2 separate regions of the Homo sapiens genome follow, and region 1 is linked to region 2. A link is a loop called in an ENCODE intact Hi-C map of the cell type or tissue named here. Cell type or tissue: tibial artery. All regions are shown on one strand. Region 1 has its middle 130 kb from the start of LINC00161. Region 2 has its middle 76 kb from the start of LINC00161.

Region 1 (8,000 bases), 59 kb after region 2:
AGTGAAATAAGAGAAAATAGGAATATTTAGGTCATATAACAGCATCATTTTTTTTTTCAAAATAGAAACAGATTGTTGTACAGAATCCAGCAATCCTGGTGGAAATACTCTGCAATGGAAGCATGTTTTCCATTAACTTAAATATTGTGTTAACCTCAATCAAAAATATACTTTCTTAAACTAAATACAGAATTTATAGTTTTGAGAAACAGAGCCTACAGTCTAAATGGGCAAAGGAACTGATGCAAATGACTCTGTCCCACATGATTAAAAATATTCTTAGTTTTATTTTGTAAAAATGAAATTAAAACCTAAAATAGAATTTATTCTGTCACTCAACCAAACATTTAGCCATGTGTGGTATCTTTTACATCTCCAGAGTCCATTTTCTTTTCTCATTGCTGTGTACTGTCTTGAGGCCATAAGGACACGGTTTCTCTCTATTCAATAAAACTACTCAAGAAAAACTTCTCACACACAGACAGCCTCTATCATCTCAAGACTCTTGGAGGCTGACATTGCAAGGCAGATCTTTCTACTAAGCTAGTGAATCTGAGAAGTATTGTCAGAGCTCTGTCCTGTTAGAAAGTGTATTAGTCCGTTTTCACACTGCTACAAAGAACTTCCCTGAGACTGGGTAATTTATAAAGCAAAGAGGTTTAATTGACTCACAGTTCCACATGGCTGGGGAGGCCTCAGGAAACTTACAGTTGTGGCGGAAGGCTAAGGAGGCATGTCTTACATGGCAGCAGGCAAGAGAGAGCATGTGAAAAAGGAACTGTCGAATGCTTATAAAACTGTCAGATCTTGGTGTGAACTCTCTCACTATTACAAGACAGCATGGGAGGAACCACCCTCATGATCCAATCACCTCCCACCAAGTCCTTCCTTCGACACATGGGGATTATGGGGATTACAATTTGAGATGAGATTTGGTTGGGGACACAGAGTCAAACTATATCAAAGAAAGTGATGCAACAGGTAATATATTGTATATCTGAGTTGCACTCTGGGCTTTTGGGCTTAATGGGAGTGTCTTGCTATGAAGAAGAAAGATGTATGGAACAAGGAGGGGCAAGAGCCTTCACGGGAGGCTCAGGCCTCAGAGACTGCAGCCAGCTTTGGATCTTGCCTGTGATCCATGTATTTCTCCTGTACTTCATCTTTGCCTTTTGAGGGACCAAACAAATGTGGAAACTTAATCACGTCTTCGAAAGAAAGTGAGAACAGGCAGTGGTGGGAGAGAAGCAGTGCACTGTTGGAAGAAAGAGTAAAGGTCCAAATAAATCCTGTCTGAAAACCCAAGGTAATAAAGTGGGCCCTAATCATGAGAGGAAGATTTCAGGTTAACGCTACCATGCATCCTCCTTTTGCAGGCAACCTCTTCCTCTGGCTGCTAGAAAAGGAAGAATCCTCTTCATATATCCAGCCTTAGAGGTGAGCAAAGACCAACTCTGTATTCATTTGACATGAAATCAAACATTTCTGGGACTAGAAGAAGTGATTTCCCAGCCCAGAAGACTATGATGATAAATACAACCTGGATTACTGCAGTGTGGTAGGAGTGGGGTGGGCAAATAACCTGGTGTTTATAACGTGTTTAGAAGACTCAGAGTGCTTGATGCTAATTCCCAAGAAGCTGAGTTTCGTATAGCAATGCCAGGGATATCATCATTCCATAAATCTCGTTTACACCCTTAGTCACTAGGAAGCTTGGCTTTTTTATTACATCTGACGGTTGCTTCCACAATCATAAACATGATCCTCTGAATCATTTCCACTCTTTGAAAATGTTAGTTTTAATGTCACACGTAAATTCTGCCATAGCACTAATATTCACAATTTAATTTGCAAAACCTTTAATCCAATATATGGTCTCCCCTATCATTTCGCTGGAAAACAGAAAATTGTGAAATTCTGTGACTTATTCACTCTACAGTGGAGCAGAACAACTCAAGACCCATCAATCACATGACCAGTCATAGGCAAGTTTAAAGTACACGTTGTTTTTCAATCACCAGAGCACATTAGATAGTAGGCTCTTTTGCAAAGCAAACTCCCAAAAAAAGAAACATAGGCTTAAATAGTTATCATTCTCATTAAACATTTGTCTAGTTCTCTCTTCACTTGAAACAGATGTTAAATCATTTGGAACTTCCCTTTGCTGAGTCCTGTCCTCCACAGAGGCTTGTTCTCTGTCTCTTTCTCACCCTCTGTCTTCCTCAGGTTAACAACTGCCCCAAGTACCAATCTATAAGGGATACTGCCTATCACTGGGTGTTAAATTTCCACTGGAAATTTAAGATGTAGAAAATGGTATTGACCATAATATTTTCCAAGGAGAGGACTGCATATGTTTACAAAGAGAGCTTTAAGTCATTTGTAGCCAAAAAGACTCTTGAGGTGAATCCTAGAATTGCAAATAAATGTTTGCTCCTCTGCCCTGTCAGAAATGTGCAAGGCTCCTGTTTGGTAGAAAAGAACATGCAAGTTTTGGGGCCTGAGCTGAATTTCTCCATTAATAGAGAAGAAAGCGGGCTCTCCAGGAGGTGGTCTTTCTCCTCTTGTTCCCCAACCAGTGTACACCCCTCCTTTAAATTAAATGTAGAGAGAATATTTAAAGACAATGGTTTAAGGTGGTGCTGTATTAGTAGGCTATCCAAGACACTTGTATGACTCAAAGCAACCAAATGCCCTGCTCTTTTTCTCTTCTTGACGCTGCTCTCTCTTTCCATTTTTCTTGACTTGTTTTAATTTAAAAATTAAAAATGTAATTCTTCCCTCACAGATGTGAGCTAAGTCTCAGCTCTTCCTTTTATCTCCCAACTCCTGATTCAACTAAGCAAACAAAAAATACCTTCCTTTTCTATTCTTCCTTCTACATGATAAACGCAAAAAGAAGGAAGGCAGAGAGAGAGAGAAAGAAAAAAAATAAAAAAAGAGAGAAAGAAAAAGAAAGAGAAAGAAAGAAAGAAAGAAAGAAAGAGAAAGGAGAGAGGGAGGGAGGAAGGAAAGAAAGAAAAGAGAAGAGAGAGAAAGAGAGAGGGAGGAAGGAAGAAAGAAAGGAAGGAAGCAAAGAAGGAAGGAGGGAAGGAAAGAAAAAGAGGAAGGAAGGAAGGAAGGGAGGGAGAGAGGGAGGGGAAGGGAGAGAAAGAAAAACAGAAAGAAGAAAGGATGAAAGGGGGAAGAAAGAAAGATTGTCTAGAAAAATGCATGATAGTGTTTTAGCAATCATTCAAATGAATCATTCATAACTGTTTTCTCCAATCAGAAATTTGTCTGATTCAGAAAATTTAGAAGTATTTAAAGAAAAGAAATTTGTCTGACACTACTTCTCTTTACATTGCTGAAAGTGGATTTAAATCTACTTTCTCACTCCAAAAATAAACTTCAGATAAATTTATATTCTCAGCAACATTCCAAACTCAAACACTTAGCTCACATATAACCCACATATATGGTCATATGAATATATGACTTGAAAAAGCTACATAAGTGAAAAATGCATAAAATGAATAGTTTCTCTTGCATTATAATCAACAATGTCCTTCAAGGTTTGAGGACAAAACATTCGTTAAAATTAACCACTCAGATAACTCAGATGGTAGTGTCAGATTTAAATCTACTTTCTCACTCCAAAAATAAACTTCAGATAAATTTATATTCTCAGCAACATTCCAAACTCAAACACTTAGCTCACATATAACCCACATATATGGTCATATGAATATATGACTTGAAAAAGCTACATAAGTGAAAAATGCATAAAATGAATAGTTTCTCTTGCATTATAATCAACAATGTCCTTCAAGGTTTGAGGACAAAACATTCGTTAAAATTAACCACTCAGATAACTCAGATGGTAGTGTCAGAGGCATTTGAACCAGAGCAACTCCATCTTAAATAGAAGCTGGGTAAAATGAGGCTGAAACCTACTGGGCTGCATTCCCTGAGGGTTAAGGCATTCTAAGTCACAGGATGAGATACGAAGTCAGCAAAAGATACAGGTCACAAAGACCTTGCTGATAAAACACGCTGCAGTAAAGAAGCCGGCCAAAACCCACTAAAAGCAAGATGGCGACAAGAGTAATCTCTGGTCATCCTCATTGCTACACTCCCATTAGCGCCATGACAGTTTACAGATGCCATGGCAACATCAGGAAGTTACCCCATATGGTCTAAAAAGGGGAGGCATGAATAATCCACTCCTTGTTTAGCATATCATCAAGAAATAACCATAAAAAATTGGCAACCAGCAGCCCTCAGGACTGCTCTATGGAGTAGCCATTCTTTTATACCTTTACTTTCCTAATACACTTGCTTTCACTTTATAGACTTGTCCTGAATTCTTTCTCGCTCAAGATCCAAGAACCCTGTCTTGGAGTCTGGATCTGGACCCCCTTCTGGTAACAGCAGCCCCAGTCAAAGACTCTCAAAAGCATAACTCATTCAGAGGTAGGCAGACAGAATGAGACTCCCAGGGAGCTTGTCCTGCTTCTCTGGAGTTAAATGGAAGGCTCACTTCATGATCTCACTCCTTGATTGCCCAACTGCATTAATTTTTTCTGGTTTTAGTTCTTTTTGTCTCCAGATCTGAGCACTCACCTTGAGAACTCTTTGCTAGACCCAGTATGTTAGTCCATTCCTGCTGCTGTCACAAAATATCTTAGACTGGGTAAATCATAAAAAATTTATTTCTCACAGTTCTGGAAACTGGGAAGTCCCAGGTCAAGGTGGTGGCAAGTTCAGTATATAGTGGAGGCCCTGTTTCTCACAGATGGTGCTTTCTCTGTGTCCTCACATGGCCAAAAAGGCAAGGCAGCTCGCTTCAACCTCTTTTATAAGAGCATTAATCCCACCCATGAAAGTGGAGTCCTCATGACTTAATCACTTCCCAAAAGGCCCCACCCTTTAATACTATTGAATTGGGAGTTAGGTTTCAACATATGAATTCTGGGGGCACATCAACATTTAGATCATAGCACCCAGTAACTAAATGATTCATTAGCTACCTAAGGACCTACGGGCTAAAACACATTGGTAAATTATAGTAAACTTATGCTTACTGTGTGATTTTAGCACATTTACCAAGTGCTTCCAAACAACTGGCTTATTTGTCCATGTCTTCCTCATACAAGATAGAACAAGTAAACTTATTCCTCTTTTATGTACAATGATTACGGAAGTGAAATAGCAACCTTTTGCTGCTTTAAACAATACATTTATTCAAACATGATAATAAAAATGAAAAATGGATCAATCCTAAAAGATAATAAATGAATACATCTCAAGTTGGCAATTCACAAATTATGTCAGGCAGAGCACAGCCTGACTCATCAACCCCTCCCAGTGTCCCTATTTTGAAAACTCGTGATCTAACTGTTATTAAGTGTTTTGAATATCTAAAGTGACTGCCAACAAGACTGTCAGCAGTAGGGCAGGATATCCATCATTGGCAACAAAAAGAGGGCAAGTTGAACACAAATGTTACAAGACAGAGACAGAACAGGGAACATTTTAACCTTGCTCAGGGCATGCCCTTAGAAACTATAAGGATTGATGATGCATCAAGATTAATTTGATGACTTGCATTTCAACCAAGAGGGCAGATTTTCAGGAACGCATATTCTGACTTGGAGCTGGGAAAGGCACAAACCCTGGGCCCAGTCCATCTTTGGGGACTGAGAACAGAGAGTTGAGAACTCATCTTACTAATAATTCCTGCAATATTGGAGTGTGTGTTTTTAACTTGGAGTCAGACACACTTTTCCTCACCCGCAGAGTGGACAGTAAAAGTAATCCAGAATGTTGCATCTGTGTTAGCTCTTCTTAGAAGGGCCTGGAGCTGCTACAGGAAGTTTCTCATTTGGAATTATGAAGTTCTTTCTTCTCTTGGGCCACTTTCTCTTGCAAGTCCAGCTGGGCATTACCCTGCCCCGTGGAATTTACTCCAACACAGAATCCTTCATGCTTAACCCCAATTCCACTGTCTGGGCCTTCGGAGTCAGAGCCAAAGCTCAGCAGCAGATAAAGTACAAAAGCTAGCAAGGTAGAATTTGAAGCAAACTGCCCTGGTGTATGGTTTTTAGGGCTGCCATAACAAACTACCACAGACTGGGTGGCTTCAACTACAGAAATTTATTGTTTAACAATTCTGGAGGCTGAAATCCTGATATCAAGGTGTCAACAAGGTTGATTTCTCCTGAGGCCTCTGTCTTTAGCTGGTAGATTCCTGTGTCTACACATGGTAGTCCCTCTGTGTGTGTCTACGTTCTAATCTCCTCATTTTGTGAAGACACCAGTCAGCTTGGATTAGGGCCCACAATAGGACCTCATTTTAATTTAATTACCCCTTCAAAGACCCTATTTCCAAATACAGTCACTTTCTGAGGTACCAGGGGGTTAGGACTTCAACAGGAGCTGATCATAATCACAAAAGACACAATCCCAAATATCATCATCTTGAAATCCTGAAAGATCAAAATCCTGAAAATACAGAGACAGCCAGGTGGGAGGGGGTCCCGAGAGAAACTCCAACTGGCCTGCACACTGGGAGGAGCATGCACTGGGGTGTAGCCACAGAAGTTCGCGCCTTTGCAGCAGCGAGGAGCCTGGCCCCTCCTCTTCCTGGGTGGTACCCAGGATTCAATCTGTGAGGCAGGAAGCACACTAGCGGACCCTGGCTTTGTGGAGGGTCCCTATTTCCCCTTTTTCCCCCTTTTGCCCAATAAATTCCATTATTCTCACCCTTCAAATTGTCTGTGAGCCTAATTTTTTATGGCCATGTGGCAAGGACCCACATCTTTAGTGGAACTAAGGAGAGAGTCCTACAACAATATAATTCTGGAAAAAATGACTTTTAAAATTCTTTAAGATGGAGCCAAGATGGCCGAATAGGAACAGCTCCAGTCTACAGCTCCCAGCGTGAGCGACGCAAAAGATGGGTGATTTCTGCATTTCCAACTGAAGTACCGGGTTCATCTCACTGGGGAGTGTCAGAAAGTGGGTGCAGGACAGTGGGTGCAGCACACCAAGTGTGAGCTGAAGCAGGGCAAGGCATCGCCTCACCCGGTAAGCGCAAGGGGTCAGGGAATTCCCTTTCCTAGTCAAAGAAAGGGGTGACAGACAGCACCTGGAAAATCGGGTCACCTCCACCCTAATACTGTGCTTTTCCAACAGTCTTAGCAAACGGCACAACAGAAGATTATATCCCACGCCTGGCTCGGAGGGTCCTACACCCACGGAGCCTTGCTCCTTGTTAGCACAGCACTCTGAGATCAAACTGCAAGGTGGCAGCGAGGCTGGGGGACGGGTGTCCACCATTGCCGAGGCTTGAGTAGGTAAACAAAGCGGCTGGGAAGCTCGAACTGGGTGGAGCCCACCACAGCTCAAGGAGGCCTGCCTGGCTCTGTAGACTCCACCTCTGGGGGCAGGGCATAGCCAAACAAAAGGCAGCAGTATCCTCTGCAGACTTAAATGTCCCTGTCTGACAGCTTTGAAGAGACTAGTGGTTCTCCCAGCACGCAGCTGGAGATCTGAGAACGGACAGACTGCCTCCTCAAGTGGGTCCCTGACCCCCGAGTAGCCTAACTGGGAGGCACCCCCCAGTAGGGGCAGACTGACACCTCACACGGCTGGGTATTCCTCTGAGACAAAACTTCCAGAGGAACAATCAGGCAGCAACATTTGCTGTTCACCAATATTCGCTGTTCTGCAGCCTCCGCTGCTGATACCCAGGCAAACAGCGTCTGGAGTGGACCTCCAGCAAACTCCAAAAGATATGCAGCTGAGGGTCCTGAGTGTTAGAAGGAAAACTAACAAACAGAAAGGACATCCACACCAAAACCCCATCTGTACGTCACCATCATCAAAGACCAAAGGTAGATAAAACCACAAAGATGGGGAAAAAACAGCAGAAAAACTGGAAACTCTAAAAATCAGAGCGCCTCTCCTCCTCCAAAGGAATGCAGCTCCTCACCAGCAATGGAACAAAGCTGGAT
Region 2 (8,000 bases):
CTCAAAATAATGCAAATACGTGGAAATTAAATAACTTGTTCCTGAATGATCATTGGGTCAATAATGAAATCAAGGTAGAATTTAAAATATTCTTTGAACTGAATGATAGTAGTGACATAACCTATCAAAACCTCTTGGATACTGCAACCGATATTACAACTGATACCACAGAAATACAAAAGATCATTCAAGGCTACTATGGACATCTTTACATGCATAAACTAGAAAACCTAGAGGAGATAGATAAATGCCTAGAAATATACAACCATGCAAGAGTAAACCAAAAATAAATAGACTCTGAACAGACCAACAACAAGCAGCAAGACTGAAACAGTAATTTAAAATTACCATTTTAAATGGGAGCAGCTCACACCTGTAATCCCAGGAGCAGCTCACACCTGTAATCCCAGCACTTTGGGAGGCTGAGGCAGATGGATCACTTGAGGTCAGGAGTTCAAGACCAGCCTGGCCAACATGGCAAAACCTCATCTCTGCTAAAAATACAAAAATTAGCTGTGCATGGTGGTGGGCACCTGTAGTCCCAGCTACTCAGAATGCTGGGGAAGGGGAATCGCTTGAACCCAGGAGGGAAGCAGAGGTTGCAGTGAGTGAAGATCGTGCCACTGCACTCCAGTCTGGGAGACAGAGAGAGACACCATCTCAAAAAAAAAAAAAAAAAAAAAGTTACCAACAAAAAAATTTCAGGACAGACGAATTCACAGCTAAATTCTATCAGACATTCAATTCAAAGAAGAATTGGTACCAATCTTATTGACACTATTCCAAAAGATAGTGATAGAGGGAATCCTCCCTAAATCATGCTATGAAGCCAGTAACACCCTAACACCAAAACCAGGAAAGGGCATAACAAGAAAAGGAAACTACAGACCAACATCCCTGATGAACATAGATGCAAAAATCCTCAAAAAAAAAAAAAAATCTAGCTAGCCAGATCCAACAGCATATCAAAAAGATAATCCACCATGATCAAATGGGTTTCATAGCAGGAATGCAGGAATAGTTTAACATCTGCAAGTCAATATATGCTATATACCACACAAACAGAATTTAAAACAAAAATCACATGATCATGTCAATAGATGCAAAAAAAAGCATTTGACAAAATCCAACATCCCTTTATGATTAAAACTTTCAGCAAGATCGGCATACAAGGGACATACCTTAAGGTAATAAACACCATCTATGACAAACCCACAGCCAACATTACACTGAATGGGAAAAAGTTGAAAGCATTCTCCCTGAGAACTGGAACAAGGCAAGGATGCCCACTTTCACCACTTCTATTCAACACAGCACCAGAAGTCCTAGCCAGAGCAATCAGACAAGAGAAAGAAATAAAGGGCTTCCAAATAGGTGAAAAGGAAGTCAACCTGTCACTGTTTGCTGATGATGACTGTTTACCTACAAACCCCTAAAACCCCTCCAGAAAGCTCCCAGAACTAATAAAAGAATTCAGCAAAGTTTTCATATACAAAATTAAAGTATACAAATTAGTAGCTCTTCTATATGCCAACAGCAACCAAGCTGAGAATCAAATTAAGAACTCAACCCCTTTTACAATAGCTGCAAAAATAAAAAATAAAATACTTGGTAATATACTTAATCAAGGAAGTGAAAGACGTCTACAGGGAAAACTACGAAACACTGATGAAAGACATCATAGATGACACAAACATATAGAAACATATCCCATGCTCATAGATGGGTAGAATCAATATTGTGAAAATGACCATACTGCCAAAAGCAATCTACAAATTTAATGCAATTCAAATGCCCATCAATTAACAAGTGGATGAAGAAATGTGATAGATAGATAGATAGATAGAAAGATAGATAGATAGATAGATAGACAGATCTACAGATAGATAGATACCTAAATATATATATATATTATATACAAAATGAGTGCAAGCTATGTGACTGTACATAATATGTATCTGTATGTATATATAGCACAGAAACCACAGAGTGGCTTGTATACTGGTGGACCTGAAGTGGTACACATGATCGGGGTGACTTCCAGCAAATTTTGACTCTAGAATCAAGAACTTCTATATTTGCTGATACCTCCCTCCATAATGTAACTGTGACTGTACATAGCTTGCACTCATTTTAGCCAGCAGCAAAAAGCTTAGTCAAAATAAAGAAACTTTTCAAAGTTCAAAGAGAAAAATCAATTAAATAAAATAAAATAGGATACCATCAGAATTCCCACACTATAGATGGGGAAACCATTGTATAGAGAGATTAAATAACTTTTTCAAATTACCCACCAGCAAAAGTATTTGCCTTGTCTTCTCAGGATCCTCACTATTATGGTAGCCTTCTCTCCTTTCTTTCTGCATATTCTTTTTTTTTTTTTTTTTTTTTTTTTTTTGCCCTTAACCAAAACCAGGACCTATCTAACAATATAATTAATTCACTAAAAAGAGTCAGGCCAAGTCATTTAGCTTAATGTGTCACATTTCCAAGATAGCATTTGTATTAAATAAAGACCTTAAGTGTTTTAAAAGAAAAAAAAAGAAATGGAGTTAAACATGTAAGAAATGTCCTCAAATCTAAGTTGCAGTACTCCTACACTGATGAAGCTTGCTGACTAGGACTTACATTTCCATTGTAAAGCATCATTATAAAAGTGCACTTTCTTCAGGGAAAAAGATACCCATGACTTTCTCCCCACGGTTCAAGTGCAGTGCTATGTTTTCTTCACTGTGGGAATATTTTCTAGAAGCAGCAACAAACCAATGCCTGTCTCTTGCATACATATTATGAGGCCCTATTGCAGCAATGCATGTCAATTTGAATAAAGTTTATAATTCCTTTCCCTCTCTTTTCCTCCCCCATCTCCATCCAGGAATTGAATTTACAATCATGGTGCAATATACAAAACTTTCTAACCATGGTAGGTAATTGAGTGAGAAAAGATGAATTACATATAGTTTACAAAATTAGAACTACCTAAGATGTCTATTCTTTTCTGTGAACATATATATCCTTTACACTAGACTGATATTCTTATAATCTGGTGGGTTTTTTTTTAAGTTTCTATGGTACGGCTTTTAAATTTTTCTTCAACTCTTCACTATGGAGCATAATGTTAGTTAGGATTACTTTTGATAATTCACTCTACTGGTTTTCATACATTAAAAAAAAAACATATTGAAACCTGTCCATCAGACATTTTGCAATTTAACAAAACTTTGAAATAAAAAGCTTTCCAGAAGTTTTCAGAGTGAAAAATATGATCAAATAGTGTAAGCCAAAGCCAAGATTTCAACTTGAGACTTCGCCATTTTCTTGGGCTCTACGGCTATTAAGAAAAACATGGTAGGCAATTTGTAAAACTAAATGACATTTTTTGGAAGAAAAAGTCCTTATATAAATTAGATTACAGTGACATTTTGCTGACATATGAACCACTAGAATATGGAATTTAATAGATGACATCTGATTCAAATCCTATCCAAGAAGTGTGTTACCGGAAGTAGCACAAACGCCTCCACATGGCATATGGCACAGGCTCACCTAGAGAATTCGCTAACACAGCAGCCTCTAAGGACAGCACAAAAGTGGTTCTCTTTTTGAGTTTCAAAACCCTTCAGAGCATTGAGTGATATTTTTCAATCTTGTAAGCATTGCTTTTTCAGTGAGGCCTTTTCCCACTCTATATAAAATTCCATAACCCCTTCCTAATCTCTGAACGTTTCTCTGGAATGCATGGTTCAGAATGCCTCTTCTTGTCTACAGGGACAGAATTTCTTAACTGCAAAGTAGGAATGTCCCAGCATGGTGAGATACAAGGGTGATATGGGTGGCTTCTCCCTTTCCTCATTTATTAATAAAACTGACTCTTATTTGTCTGCAAATAAGGGAAGAATTTAATTTCCCACTGCATTCAAATGATTCTTAGAAAGATCTGTAGTTCATGACCCTGAATGAAGCAGGAAGACGCAGGGAGTAAGATGCTGGAAGGAAGAAAGGAATAAGAAAGAAATACATTCTTCGGGGTTTTACTAGGGTCGTCTCTCTCTTTCCCATTTCCTTTCCTCCCTCCTTCCCCTTTTCCCCCTCCTCCTCTTCCTTCTCTTCCTTCTTCTTTTCCTCTCTCTGTCTCTCTGTCTCTGTCGCTGTCTCTCTCTCTCTCTCTCTTCCCCACAAACCCCCACCTCCGAGAATGATAATGAGATTAGACCACAGGACCAGCAGAGAGGAATGTTGAGTCACAGAGCTGGAGTCATAAGCACACCAGCATGAGGACCAAAAAGTCAGGAATGAACTGAGCTTTCAGATTCTGCTCATTACAATAAATTCTTGCCAAAAAAATAAAAATAAAAAGTGTAGATTTTATTTCCCTTCTGGTTATTTCAAAACCAGGAGGAGGGGCACTTTTCTTTGGTCCCTTGTTTAAATCTTGTACTGGAAAACCCAAAGTGAAATCACTAGAACTACAGTCCATATGGTATGGAATGCCATGTTTGTCTGCCTTCCACAAGGCTAGAATTTTATTTGTTAATGCATTATAATTAGGTTCAAAATGGAAAGGCTTAACGATTGCTTTCATATTTTTAATGCTAGATGTTATACAGGAACTAGTGCAGTGATCTCCAGAGTGGGGTAGATAAATCACAGGAAGTCTAAGATAGCCCACTGAGGTATGAAAACAAGTCAAAAGTTATGCTGATTTTTATAACAAGAAGAAAAAAATAATCATAACTAATATTTAAAGTACAAATAATGGCATCTTCACTAGGTCCATATATCAAGTGCCACTCATCATGTTTAGTACATGGGGTCTCCAGAGGGAACATTTTGTAATAAACAGGGGTTGACAGTGGAAGCTTCAGTCACTGATCACTTTCAGCTTGCAGATCAAATTGTCTAGACATAATTTCTCTAATCCTCAAAAAGTAGCTTTAAAAGATTTTTCAAGGCTGAAGATAGTGCTAATAATATAAGCAACAAGGAAATGTAGAACTAACTCTTCTGCTTTGGGGAGAGGTTCTTCGCTAATCACATCATGAGATTTTGAAAAACAATGGCAATTTTCATCAGATATGACAAGACTTGCCATTGAAACAATAAAAAAATTATTGGAAATATGGACTTATATCCAGCAGTATTGAGAATGAACCGTGCCTAAAATGTATGAGCTAAAGATAATTTTTAAAAATTAGTCTTGTTTGAAAAGTTATGAATTTTTATGTAAAGTCTTATTCTAATAAAATATTAGATTTTTAAGAAACTGTAGTTTTTTTAAATTCTATTACCTGCAAAATTCTCTCTAAAACTTCCCTGACACATGAAAAATTCCTGTGCTGAAATGCTAGCCTACGCCATTGTAGGAAAGCTCAAAATTATCAGAAAATTCTTCTTTTAACAAGTTGGATACTGTGTTCTTGTAATTTGTTTTTCTATTTCCTAGTCATTTAAATATTTTCCAGATTGAATATTGCCAGTTCCTACCCTACAAGTACCATTTGTATACCCTTTGCTATTCTAGTTTCTCATTTGTGGATGGATTCCAGTTTCTCTCTCTCCAACTCAAAAAACTCAACACATCACTCAGGATTGGATCTAACCATCGTGGCAGGCAATCAAATAATTGTCATTCTTGCTCAGTTACTTCACCAATATTAAATAAGAAACCATCAGGTACCAAGCACTTTTTAAGGCACTGAGGCACAGTGATACAAAGTATATAAAGTCTTGCTATGATAGAGCTTAGGCTCCAGTGAGCTGGCCACAGACAATTAGTTGGTAAGGGAAAAAAATAAATAAATAAACAAGAAAAATAAGACTTAGACATAGAAGCCAGACAGTGAAGTACAACAAGGCAATAGGTCAGAGAGCGACTTGGTGGCTAATTTGAATTGGGTGGTCTGGAATAGCCTTGCTGAGGAAGGTTACATGTATATGAAGATCTAGAAGAACCTTCCACACAGAGGCACAGCCAATGCCAAGGCCCTAAGATGGGAAGCAGTTTAGCATTGAGAAACTGAAGCACATCTGGCAGGGCTGGAGTAGAGGGAGGCAGGGAGAACAGTGCAAAATGAGACTGGAGATGCAAACAAGGACCAAATAATGAAAGACCTTGCATGACATGCTAAGATTATGTTATTTTGTGCTGATTTCATACTGAAGTCCCTTAATGGTGTCAGTATCAAATCTCTCACTGCTTCCCTTTCACACCTCATAAGTACTTACTGCTAATCAGCCAACCATTGCTGTAAGCTCTCAGACTGCCACCTCTAGTCACAATACTATGAGTTCTCTCAGCTCTACAAAGCATTGGCCATTGCCGCATGGAGAGATGCATATAAAAGTTGTCTCTTCACAATCCAAACAATCTGCTGATTCTTCCTACCTTAGCAGCTCATGATATGGCACTTTGTGTTCAGTGCCTGGACAAAATAATATTTCTAAAGGTCATAAATTAAAATTGTAAGCTATTCCTGGAAACAGCAAAATAAGAATGCTTGATTCATCTCTAATATTATGGTACTTGGTATTCTTGACTGCCTTTTTTTTTTTTTTTAAGACAGAGTCTCATTCCCGTCACCCAGGCTGGAGTGCAGTGGCATGATCATGGCTTACTGCAGCCTCGACTTCCTAGGCTCAGGTGGCCTCCCACCATACCCTCCTGAGTAGCTGGGACTACAGGCATATGCCATCAAGCCTGGCTAATTTTTGTACTGTTTGTAAAGATGGAGTTTCACTATGTTGCCCAGGCTGGTCTCAAACCCCTGGGCACAAGTGATCCTCTTACCTCAAACTCCCAAAGGGCTGAGGTTACAGGTGTGAGCCACCACGCCCAGCCTTGGCTGTTTTAAAGATTAAAAGAATAACAAGACAAACAGAATCAAGAGCTATCAAAATTAGGATAAGAATTTAAAATTAATAATATGAGTGGTACAATAAGCATATTTAAATTACTTCTCCTTGAAATGCGACTTAAGAATTTCAAATCCCTCATAGCTTCTTCCTCTGTGACCTTACTTTTCAAAGTAAAATGTTCAGGTTTTCATGACTTACAACTGTATATTCACAAAAACAAATATGTTTTTTGCTTGAACTTACAAAAGGAATTTTCTGGCCTATTTTCTTGTAATTACCATGCACTTAATCTTTGATTAATGGCTCATATGTTGACACATAGTTCATAGTTTATTTTACACTTCTAAATCATTCTCTACTATAAATAAAAGATTTGTGTCAAAACTACACTTGGAAATTTTATTTTGAATTGATTATTAAAGCAAAGCTAAGTCCACTAGTAAAATATTGTTGAATCACAGGTGAACCTCATTTAACTGTATATTTTGGATTGATCTCCTTCTTCTTAAAAATTACCATGTAAATTGATATCGTTGAAAAACAATTAGAAACAGATTTATAATCTGTCAATGATCCTATACAACACTCTCCTATAACTCATCCTTGCACACATGAACACATATCCTAAGGTACTTTTACTTTTTGACAGTACATTGGCACACAGCTCGCTCAATACTAATGATCACTTTTTACACTTATTAGTGTGACTGTGGAAAATTAACATTCAAGTTTATATGTAATAATAAACTAACTTTTGATGGAGTATTCCATGTACATTGGTCGTTATGAACTGAATTGTGTCTACTAAAAAAATTCATGTAAAGTCCAACCCCTGGTACCTCACCGTATGACTGTATTTGGAGAGAGGGTCTTTACAAAAGCTATGAAGTTAAAATTAGGTCACTAGCGTAGGCCTTAACTTAATATGATTGGTGTACTTATAAGAAAAGGAAGTTTAGACACTGACATGTACAGAGGGAAGATAATATGAAGACACAGGGAGAAGACGGCCATCTACATGCCAAGGAGAGAAGCCTGGAGTGGATTCTTCCCTCGCAGCCCTCAGAAGGAAACAATCTTGTCAATATCTGGATTTTGAACTCCTAGCATTCAGAGCTTGGAGACGATACATGACTATTGTTACA

Evidence for each region. Peaks named below come from ENCODE experiments on the same cell type or tissue, not always from the same donor. Only the 100,000 strongest peaks of a DNase experiment are listed, where the experiment ranks them.
Region 1: a loop joins it to region 2, with 7 times the contacts of the local background. A loop is called at or near these places in 2 of 110 quality-filtered maps.

Annotation. Positions count from the first base shown.
Region 1 is chr21:28,670,042-28,678,041 of GRCh38, forward strand. It overlaps a transcript of HEMK2 not described here. Among named protein-coding and RNA genes, the nearest start is that of LINC00161, 130 kb to the left of the region's middle. In tibial artery, no CTCF peak of the experiment used is centred here; no DNase peak of the experiment used is centred here; H3K27ac peaks cover 1,766 bases.
Region 2 is chr21:28,611,250-28,619,249 of GRCh38, forward strand. It overlaps a transcript of HEMK2 not described here. Among named protein-coding and RNA genes, the nearest start is that of LINC00161, 76 kb to the left of the region's middle. In tibial artery, no CTCF peak of the experiment used is centred here; no DNase peak of the experiment used is centred here.